Linked DNA regions of Homo sapiens: region 1 is linked to region 2. A link is a contact called in ENCODE Hi-C or POLR2A ChIA-PET data. All regions are on one chromosome and are shown on one strand. The core of a region is the stretch at or near the end of the contact, and the rest is flanking DNA. Distances in the headings are between cores, read along the strand shown.

The links. Hi-C counts contacts between places; a loop is a spot of excess contacts on that map. ChIA-PET counts read pairs that join two places held with the same protein, here RNA polymerase II (POLR2A). Pooled maps may share reads with other maps.
Region 1: a loop to region 2 is called in a map of heart left ventricle, with 5 times the contacts of the local background. The contact joins the promoter of HEXB here to the promoter of GCNT4 in region 2. A Hi-C loop is called at or near these places in 11 of 168 maps with a recorded cell type or tissue (A673, Caco-2, IMR-90 and 7 more), 6 of 37 single-sample maps with no recorded cell type and 30 of 50 pooled maps. POLR2A ChIA-PET finds 5 or more read pairs at or near these places in 5 of 52 experiments (H1, activated T-cell, activated naive CD4-positive, alpha-beta T cell and 2 more).

What each region holds. Positions count from the first base shown.
Region 1 is chr5:74,683,065-74,687,354 of GRCh38, forward strand. It overlaps HEXB (hexosaminidase subunit beta), which reads left to right and starts at 2,169. Exons shown (of 14, transcript NM_000521.4): 1 at 2,169-2,495. The coding sequence starts at 2,197. RefSeq lists a silencer at 1,857-2,196 and enhancers at 1,881-2,381, 2,887-2,936, 2,997-3,046, 3,057-3,146.
Region 2 is chr5:75,050,134-75,054,192 of GRCh38, forward strand. GCNT4 (glucosaminyl (N-acetyl) transferase 4) reads right to left here and starts at 2,425. Exons shown (of 4, transcript NM_001366737.1): 1 at 2,296-2,425; 2 at 2,036-2,094. RefSeq lists silencers at 2,672-2,921, 3,142-3,191, 3,312-3,681.

The sequences.
Region 1 (4,290 bases), core at 919-3,418, 370 kb before region 2:
AGGAGAAACCTGGCAAGATGTGTCTGTTCAAATTCTTCTTGGCCTCTCTGTGTGGTATTCCTTCCTCCAGGATACGGTGCAGGGCCACTCTGGAACAAAAGTCTTGAGAGCCACTATCAGACAAGGTAGGTCAGAGAACCTCTTTATGGCTGGCTCCTACAGAAAGACACGGCAAGATTAGAGTAATATTTCTAGATTTTATGACTGGCTTTGGGGGCATAGGGGCTCTAGTTTCTTCTTTTTTTTTTTTTCTTTCTGAGACAGAGTCTTACTCTGTGGCACAGGCTGGAGTGCAGTGGTGCAATCTCGGCTCACTGCAACCTCTGCCTCCCAGGTTCAAGTGATTCTTGTGCCTCAGCCACCCAAGTAGCTGGGATTACGGGCGTGTGCCAGCACATCCAGCTAATTTTTGTATTTTTAGTAGAGATGAGGTTTCACCATGTTGGCCAGGCTGGTCTCGAACTCCTGGCCTTAAGTGATCCACCTGCCTTGGCCTCCCAAAGTGCTGGGATTACAGGCGTGAGCCACCATGCCCAACAGTGGCTCTAGTTTCTGTGACCCATTTTGAAAAAGAGGAATTCTAGTTTCTATGGCTTGCTCTGGGGAAGAAAGGGGAGCAGGAGAAAGAAAGGCAGGAGAAGGTCAGAAAGATCTTCTGACTCTCTTTTCTTCAGTTCCAAGTATTCAACATGCCAAAGTGCCACACTTTGGGGTCTCATTTTCTGAGGCCCAATAATCATTACATTTCTTTTCTTTCTTTTTTTTTTTTTTTTAAGATGGAGTCTTGTTCTTGTTGCCCAGGCTGGAGTGCAGAGGTGTGATCTCAGCTCACTAAAACTTCCACCTTCCGGTTTCAAGCGATTCTCCTGCCTCAGGCTCCTGAGTAGCTGGGATTACAGGCGCCCGCCACCACGCCCAACTAATTTTTGTATTTTTAATAGAGACGGGGTTTCACTTTGGTGGCCAGGCTGGTCTCGAACTCCTGAACTTGTGATCCGCCCTCCTTCGCCTTCCAAAGTGCTGGGATTTCAGGCGTGAGCCGCCGCACCTGGCCTAATCATTACATTTCTTTGAAGTCTTTCCTTAAAGCTCTTCCACCCTCATTTTCAGAATACTTATATAGCAGATCTGTGGTTTTGGTCTGCCTAGCGTTTTCTCCTTCTGGTAAGAGAACACCTCTTCTCCCTTTGGCATCTCCAGTCCGTGTTCGTCATGTGACTTCACTGGCTCTTCCTTAGGGATGGGTTATGAAATCAAACTTGTCAGTTGGGATCCTTTATATCGGGACCCACACAGATGAGCCAAGATGTTCTCTCTCAGGATTCCTTGGGCATGCTCTGCCCCAGGGAGTTCTGATAGGAAGGCTTTATTGACCACAGCTGAAGTGCTGTTACAGAAAAGCCTAGACTTAGGAGCAAATAAACTCAGCTCTCATCTCGGTTATCTGGTGGTTGGGCTGAGAGGAGAAAGGTGCTCCTCAAGCTTGGCTTCTCCAGCTTCACCGAAGCCAGGGATCCACAGGAGAGCGCCCGTGTTGACAGCGTGAGCGGCGACCCGGTGTCGGCCTGGCGTCCCGAGCCTGTGCACTGGGCCGTTTTCTTTTTCTTTTCTTTTTTTTTTTTTTTTTTTTTGAGACGGAGTCTTGCTCTGTTACCCAGGCTGGAGTGCAGTGGTGCGATCTCGGCTCACTGCAACCTCCGCCTCCCGGGTTCAAGAGATTCTCCTGCCTCAGCCTCCCGAGTAGCTGGGACTACAGGCACCCGCCATCATGCTCGGCTAATTTTTGTATTTTTGTAGAGTCGGGGTTTCACCAATTTGGCCAGGCTGGTCTTGAACTCCTGACCTCAGGTGATCCGCCCGCCTCGGCCTCCCAAAGTGCTGGGGCTACAGGCGTGAGCCACCACGTACGGCCAGCACCGGGCATTTTTCTTACTTTAGCCATCCCGTGTTTGAGGTTGCTGTCTGGGCTCTGCTCCTACCCGAGGGCACCCCTGGAGGAAATTCTCGAGGTGACCTGGACAGGGCGGGCTGGGCGAGGACGCTCCCGGGGCCTGGAGGCGGAGTCGGGGGCGGGCGCGCGCAGTCATCTGACTCGGTGACTCACCCGCGGCCGCGCTTCCTCTGATCCGGGCCGGGCGGGAAGTCGGGTCCCGAGGCTCCGGCTCGGCAGACCGGGCGGAAAGCAGCCGAGCGGCCATGGAGCTGTGCGGGCTGGGGCTGCCCCGGCCGCCCATGCTGCTGGCGCTGCTGTTGGCGACACTGCTGGCGGCGATGTTGGCGCTGCTGACTCAGGTGGCGCTGGTGGTGCAGGTGGCGGAGGCGGCTCGGGCCCCGAGCGTCTCGGCCAAGCCGGGGCCGGCGCTGTGGCCCCTGCCGCTCTTGGTGAAGATGACCCCGAACCTGCTGCATCTCGCCCCGGAGAACTTCTACATCAGCCACAGCCCCAATTCCACGGCGGGCCCCTCCTGCACCCTGCTGGAGGAAGCGTTTCGACGGTGAGCGCTCCCGGCCCGGCCGGGAGTTGTCCTGGGGGAGGGGAGAGGCGGACCACCCCGGAGCGCTGTGCAGACCCTCACCACCCCACTGCGCAGACGAGAAACCGCCTGGGAGCTGGCAGGCGATCTGCCCAGCGCCACATGGACTGAACCCACGCTCTTGCCCCCACCCTCCTACTGCTTCTTAAGGGACACCTTGGGTGCTCAGGAACCCTGGTTTGAGAGCCGGATAGTAAGTGGAAGAGGGAGTTTGCTCTGAGGCCTTGTTGGGCAAATGGCATGGACGGAGGGGACACCGGAGCTGGGGAGGAAAGTGACAGCTCCTTATTTGAAGGACGTGCAAAGGGATAAGTTACCCGAAGGGCTTAGACAAGCTCTCTTGAGGGACCAGGAATCCCCCAAAGCTGACTGTCATTTATAGGCCAGTTTCGCCCCCTCACCTCTCCTCACATCTCCTGGTAACAGCTCAAATGGCAGAAGTCCTCAGTTTCGAGCACTGCCTAAAACTGCCCTCTCTCCTAAAATCTCTTCCATATAAAATGTGACATGTTTGCATCTGACTACGTTTCTGCGGTCAGTGGTTAGGCAGTATCCAACTTTGTTTCTCAACACCGATCATGTTGCCTGCTCTCCCTGCTTCCTCTTTTACAGACCCCTAGATAGCGCCTCTGTCTCTCTCACCCTTTGGCTGCAGACAGGGTGAGTTTTGTCATGGGAGTCAGCCAATCACACCATAGACAAGGCAGGTTCCCCTGGGGAGATGTTTGAAGACGCCACACACTGTCCCCTCAGTGTGAGACCTGTGTAGGTGGGACTGTCCTGAAGGCGTATCGTGCCCTGCAGAATTGTAATTTGGTGCTAACTGTACTGCCTCCTGGCATTCCCCAAGCCTGTCGCTGTACCCAGTGGATACTATAGAGCTTAAGTGTGCTTGCAGGACCCTGAACAGGTGGGGAGGGAATGTCAAACTAACTGAATAATGTGTTCTGACCCCAGATAGGACAGGTGCCTAGGCTCAAGCTGCAGAGGCCCAAGATGCTGATGGCAGAAATGGTTCATTCTCTACAATCAGAAGGCTCATGGTTTCCTTCTGTTTTGTACAACTAAATGGGTATTATCAGTCTCTATTTTAGACACACACACTAATGAGCCTTTGGTATCCAATCTGCTAAGGCCAGAGTGGGGTTAAGATGTAGAACCAAAGTGTTTGGTTGCATTGGGATATTCAGAAAGATTGCATGGAAAGTACATGAAGGTTGTCTCAGAAGATCATGACTAGGGTTGGAAATCTTTTTAAAAACAAACACGCTTATTATGTTTGCCTTGGAGTTCAGCTTGTAGAATTGGATTTTCCTTCTGTGTCATACTGCTAAGTAAAACAAGGACTTGGTAATATGCTGAACTGACTGTGACAAGAAAGCATGGGTGATGTAAGTTAACAATAGGTAGATAACCAGGACTTAAATCAGCTGAGATGGTTCGAAGGCAAGGCTTGGTATTTCAAGGCATGTGCGGGTGATTACCTGAAGAGTTTGCCTAACTCATGGCCTCTGAGTGAAGCAGCCATTAATTATGCCTGGTATTATTAGGAAGCAGGTCATAAAATGTGTTGGCCCTTATGGCTAAGACTTGAAGGCATGCATGTGAGCATTCTAGGAACTCAGAAGGAGCAGCAGGTATCTCAGAGTAAAAGCACAGTGGAGTTGGAAAGATTTGGAAATATGGGAGTGTTCACAAAGTGCGACGTGGTCAGGAACACACAGTCTAGGCCCCAGATTGTTCAGCATCACATAGC
Region 2 (4,059 bases), core at 1,175-3,674:
CTCACTGCGAGGCCTTGCTCTTAGCCATGCTGCATCTCTGTTGCGTGATTATCATCCATGTTTCTCCTAAACATTACATTTGTATGATCTGTGAAGTAAATCACTCGCAGTCACACGTGCTTTAAAACACTGTTTCTGTAAGATGTTGACAGTTTACATTACATGAGCTTGATATCAAAATACCATCGCAATCCAAGGGGGAGGGGATCCAGACATCCTGTGTGTTCAGCTTCTCCTTCCAACTCGCTCCATCGCATTCACATATGTCTAAGGCTCCCTCATCTTAAAGTACCTAGCCCTCCGTCCCACCTCTCACTCTGGGAGCAGCTTCCAGTCCTCAGACACCACCGCCTCGCCCCACCCCATCCACCCCAGGATTCAGACCACACCCCTCGTACAGAGGACCACCATCTGTGGAGAGTCAGCCAGCGAGTGCACTATGTGGCCACTAGGGAAGCCATTCCACTTAGGAGCCTCGAAAGCTGCCCAGACCCAATAAAACCAAACTTGTCTTTCCTCCTCCAATGTTCCCTGTTTCCGTAAATACCAGCACCCAAGCTTAGAGGGAGTCACGCTGCACTCTCACACCCTACACAAAACTCATCTGCTCTCACACCCTACACAAAACTCAGCCCCAGGTCTCTCCAGAGCCGGCCTTGAATCCGCCCAACGTGTCATCCCTACTGGCACTACCTCAGTCTCAACTGCCAGGCCTCCTGCACCCTCTGACCCAGCCCTGTCTACTTAGGGGCTCCTCAAGTCCATTCTCCACGGGGCAGCTGGAGTTTTGTTTTGCTTTTAATCCATATCTCATCTGCGTACTATCAGGTGTGAAACTGTCCTGAGGATCCACTCGCCACAATGCCCCTTGGCATCACCTGGCAGTGGTATCTGCTGGCCTCCCCGGTGCCATTCTCCATCCTCCCCTCAGGTCATACTGAACCTGTCTTTTCTTCCACCTCTCAGGCTCTCCTCTCCTCTGGTCTCAGCACACACCATTCCCGGGGATGGGAATACTCCCCTTTCTCACCTCTCCCCTCCCCCATGGCTGCTTAGTTTACACAGCTCCCACTCATCCTTGAGCCCACCTTCAGTCTCCCCAGCAAGGCCTCCTGCCTCAGCACAGATGCAGTGAGCTGCAGCACATCTGCGCCTCACAGCAGCCAATGCGCTGTTCACATTGGGACAGTTCACAGCCTGGTTCACAGCCAGTGCTCAACACAGGTGGCCTGAAGAACTCACTTTTCAGCCTTGCTTTGCTCATTTTTACTGTCTCACTGCTTTCTTCCCGCCTTGTAGCCTAAGAAGGAAATCCCCTGAAGCTGACTCCGTTTTACCTCTCCTATGTGGTGCTGTGATAAGCCCCAGGTCACCAGGTCATGCTCCCAGCACCCGTGGGTCAAGGATGAGGCAGAAACAGCACCGTCAGGTACAGGGCCCTCTACCTGCTCTCTCTCCCTCTCCCTTCCTAGAAAACAACCATAGGTCATTCAAAGTCAGTTTGGGAAGCACCTGTATTTATGGCCTGCTTATCTTGAAGGCACTTGGCCAGGTGCCATAAAGTGCTAACTCTGACTGCCCGACTATGCCATTCACCCCACCTACCTCTGTGCAGGAGATGTGACATTTAGCAAATCAGTATAAACTTTTTCCCCCAAAGAAAAGAGTATAAACCTTCTCATCCCACCACCACCCCGCAGCAGGAAACTCCTTTCAGTCTCCCCATAGAAAATTCAGCGGCCACACAGTTCCTTGGCTATTGTTTCTCTCCTGATACCAGAAAGAGATAAATCAACAACACATCTTAACTGGTCATTTCTCACACAAAATTGGATCCTTAGAAAGTGCAACATAGGATATGCTCTCTATAATGATTCACTTTTTCACTTTTAAAGATTTTACTTCCTTAAGAGACTATCAACAAAAGCTGTCAGAATGAACTGTTAGTTTCTAGAATGTTTTAGGCTTATTGATGCTTTAATAGGGACATGTTTTATGAATGCAAGATCAAAAAGGGCGACTTCTGTCTACTCACATGAGACAATTAAACGCATTATATTAGCCCCAACTCTGTTAATCTTCTGGTTTGTTGTTCTTCCATTTTTAAAGACAAAAAAAAAAAAAAAAAGAAAAAGAAAAAAATGAATTTAAAAAGTGCCCCAAGGCCAATATCGCCTCTCTGCCTGCCCAACGAGGGGACAATACACTGTTTCCCAGACTACGTGACTCGGAAAACTTCCCCGTCAGGGAAAGCTGAGTCTTTAAATTTACAAAACACCCACTCGCCCCGTTTACCTAGCACCGTTTCCTACGTGAAGACTGCAAATGGACTCGAGCGTCCCGTTTCTCGGCTCGGATCCCAGAAGCTCCCGACCCGCTGTGGTAGGCACCGCCACCTCGCAGGCAGACGATCCCGGCCCGCTCTGCGGCACAAAAAACTTGACCTTAAAAAGCCCAGAAACTGGTCTCTGGGAAGGGCGCGGCCTGGGAGGCGCGGCCCGCAGCTTCCGCCCCCAAAGAACAACTCGGAGGCCCCCTCCAGCCCCGGTTGCCCTGGCGCAGAAGCCGCGGTAGCAGTCCTTTCAGGCGCCCCGCGTCCCTGTCCCGAAGCCCAGGGGCGGGGGCTCGGGCAGCATCGCTTGTCCCCTCTGGTCCAGGGCTGCGGAGAAGCGGCAAGCGGCTCCGAAAGGCAAGCGTCACGAAGCCGGGCTCAGTAGCTCCCCCGGGCCCCCTGCGCCTCGCAGCGGCGCGGGCCAGGCTGGGCGGCGCTGGGCTCTGAAGGGCCAGGACGGCGGGATGCCCCTGCTCCCGGCAAGGGCGCGCCCACGAGCCGCTTCTTGGCACTTGGGGAGAGTCCCGGGAAAGCCCGGCGCCGGCGCGCTCGCGACTCCAGCCTGGCGGCTCCACTCCGCCCGCGAGCCCAGGAAGCCGGCTCCGCGGCCCGCGCCCGTTATCCAGGACACGCTCCGCGCCCGCCGCCCGCTGCCCTTTCCCCCCGCTGGCCTCGGGGAACTTCCCCGCGTCTGGCCGCAGGCGGCGGCTGCCGCGGGGAGCCCCGAAGTTGCGGCGTCTGCTAGGCGCGCGCCGGGTCGCCCACCCGGCCCGTGACGCTGTGTCCGTCCGCCGCGCGCTCTGGTGGCCCCGGGGCTCCTGCAGGCGCGGAGAGAGGCCGGGGTTCAGCCCGGTTCCCCGCGCGGCTCCGAGAGGGCGCCCCCGCCTGCCGCCTGGAGATGGACGCGGCGCCGAAGTTTTCCCCGGCGGGAAAACGAAAGTCGTGAGGAGCAGAGGGTCGGGGCGTCCCGGCGGAGACGAGGCTGAGACCGGGTTAACATCTCCAGCCCCGGGCGACCCTCGCTCCCCCGCGTGGCCAAGTCGACTTACGAGAGGGAGCGGGCCAGCCCCGAACGCGGGGTCCGTGCGGCTGCGGAGGCCGCCCCGGCGGGGGCCGAGGGTTGCGCTCTGGGTTCCCAGGCTCTCCGCGGCGGCTCGCTCTCGCCGCGCTCCTCCGTCGCCCTGCTGGGGAGCCGCTCTCGCCCGGCCCGGGGTGGGAGAGCGCTGAGCGGCCCCCGTGACGTGCGGAGAAAGTAGGAGCGCCTCCGCGCTCCCGCAGAGGGAGCTCCCTGCCCTGCGCTCCCAGTCCCCGGGCCGCGCTTCGGACAAAGTTCTCAGGCGCGCGCGGTGATCTCGGCTCTCCGCCGCTGCCCGGAGCGTCATCCACGTTCGGTTCCCTCCCACATTAGACAAGAAATCTGAGGTCAGGAGAGCTAAGTAACTTGCCCAAAGTCGCTCACAAGGCAGTGACGAAGCAAACTCACATCCGCGGCTCCTTTTTTCTCCTTGAACGCCGGGCTCTGCGGAGGCTCAGGCCCTGCAGGAATCGCCCAACCAGACAGAAGGCAGCTCGCTCTCATGGGTGAGACGAGGAGTGTCCCACGCAGCCGCGAGAAATATTATCAGCAGCGTGGGAAGGTGGAGCTTTTTGCCGAATAACTAGAGTGCAAAGTTGTTTTTCAAACAGTGCCTACATGCCAAATCGGCTTGCTTTTTATCCTCAAGCGA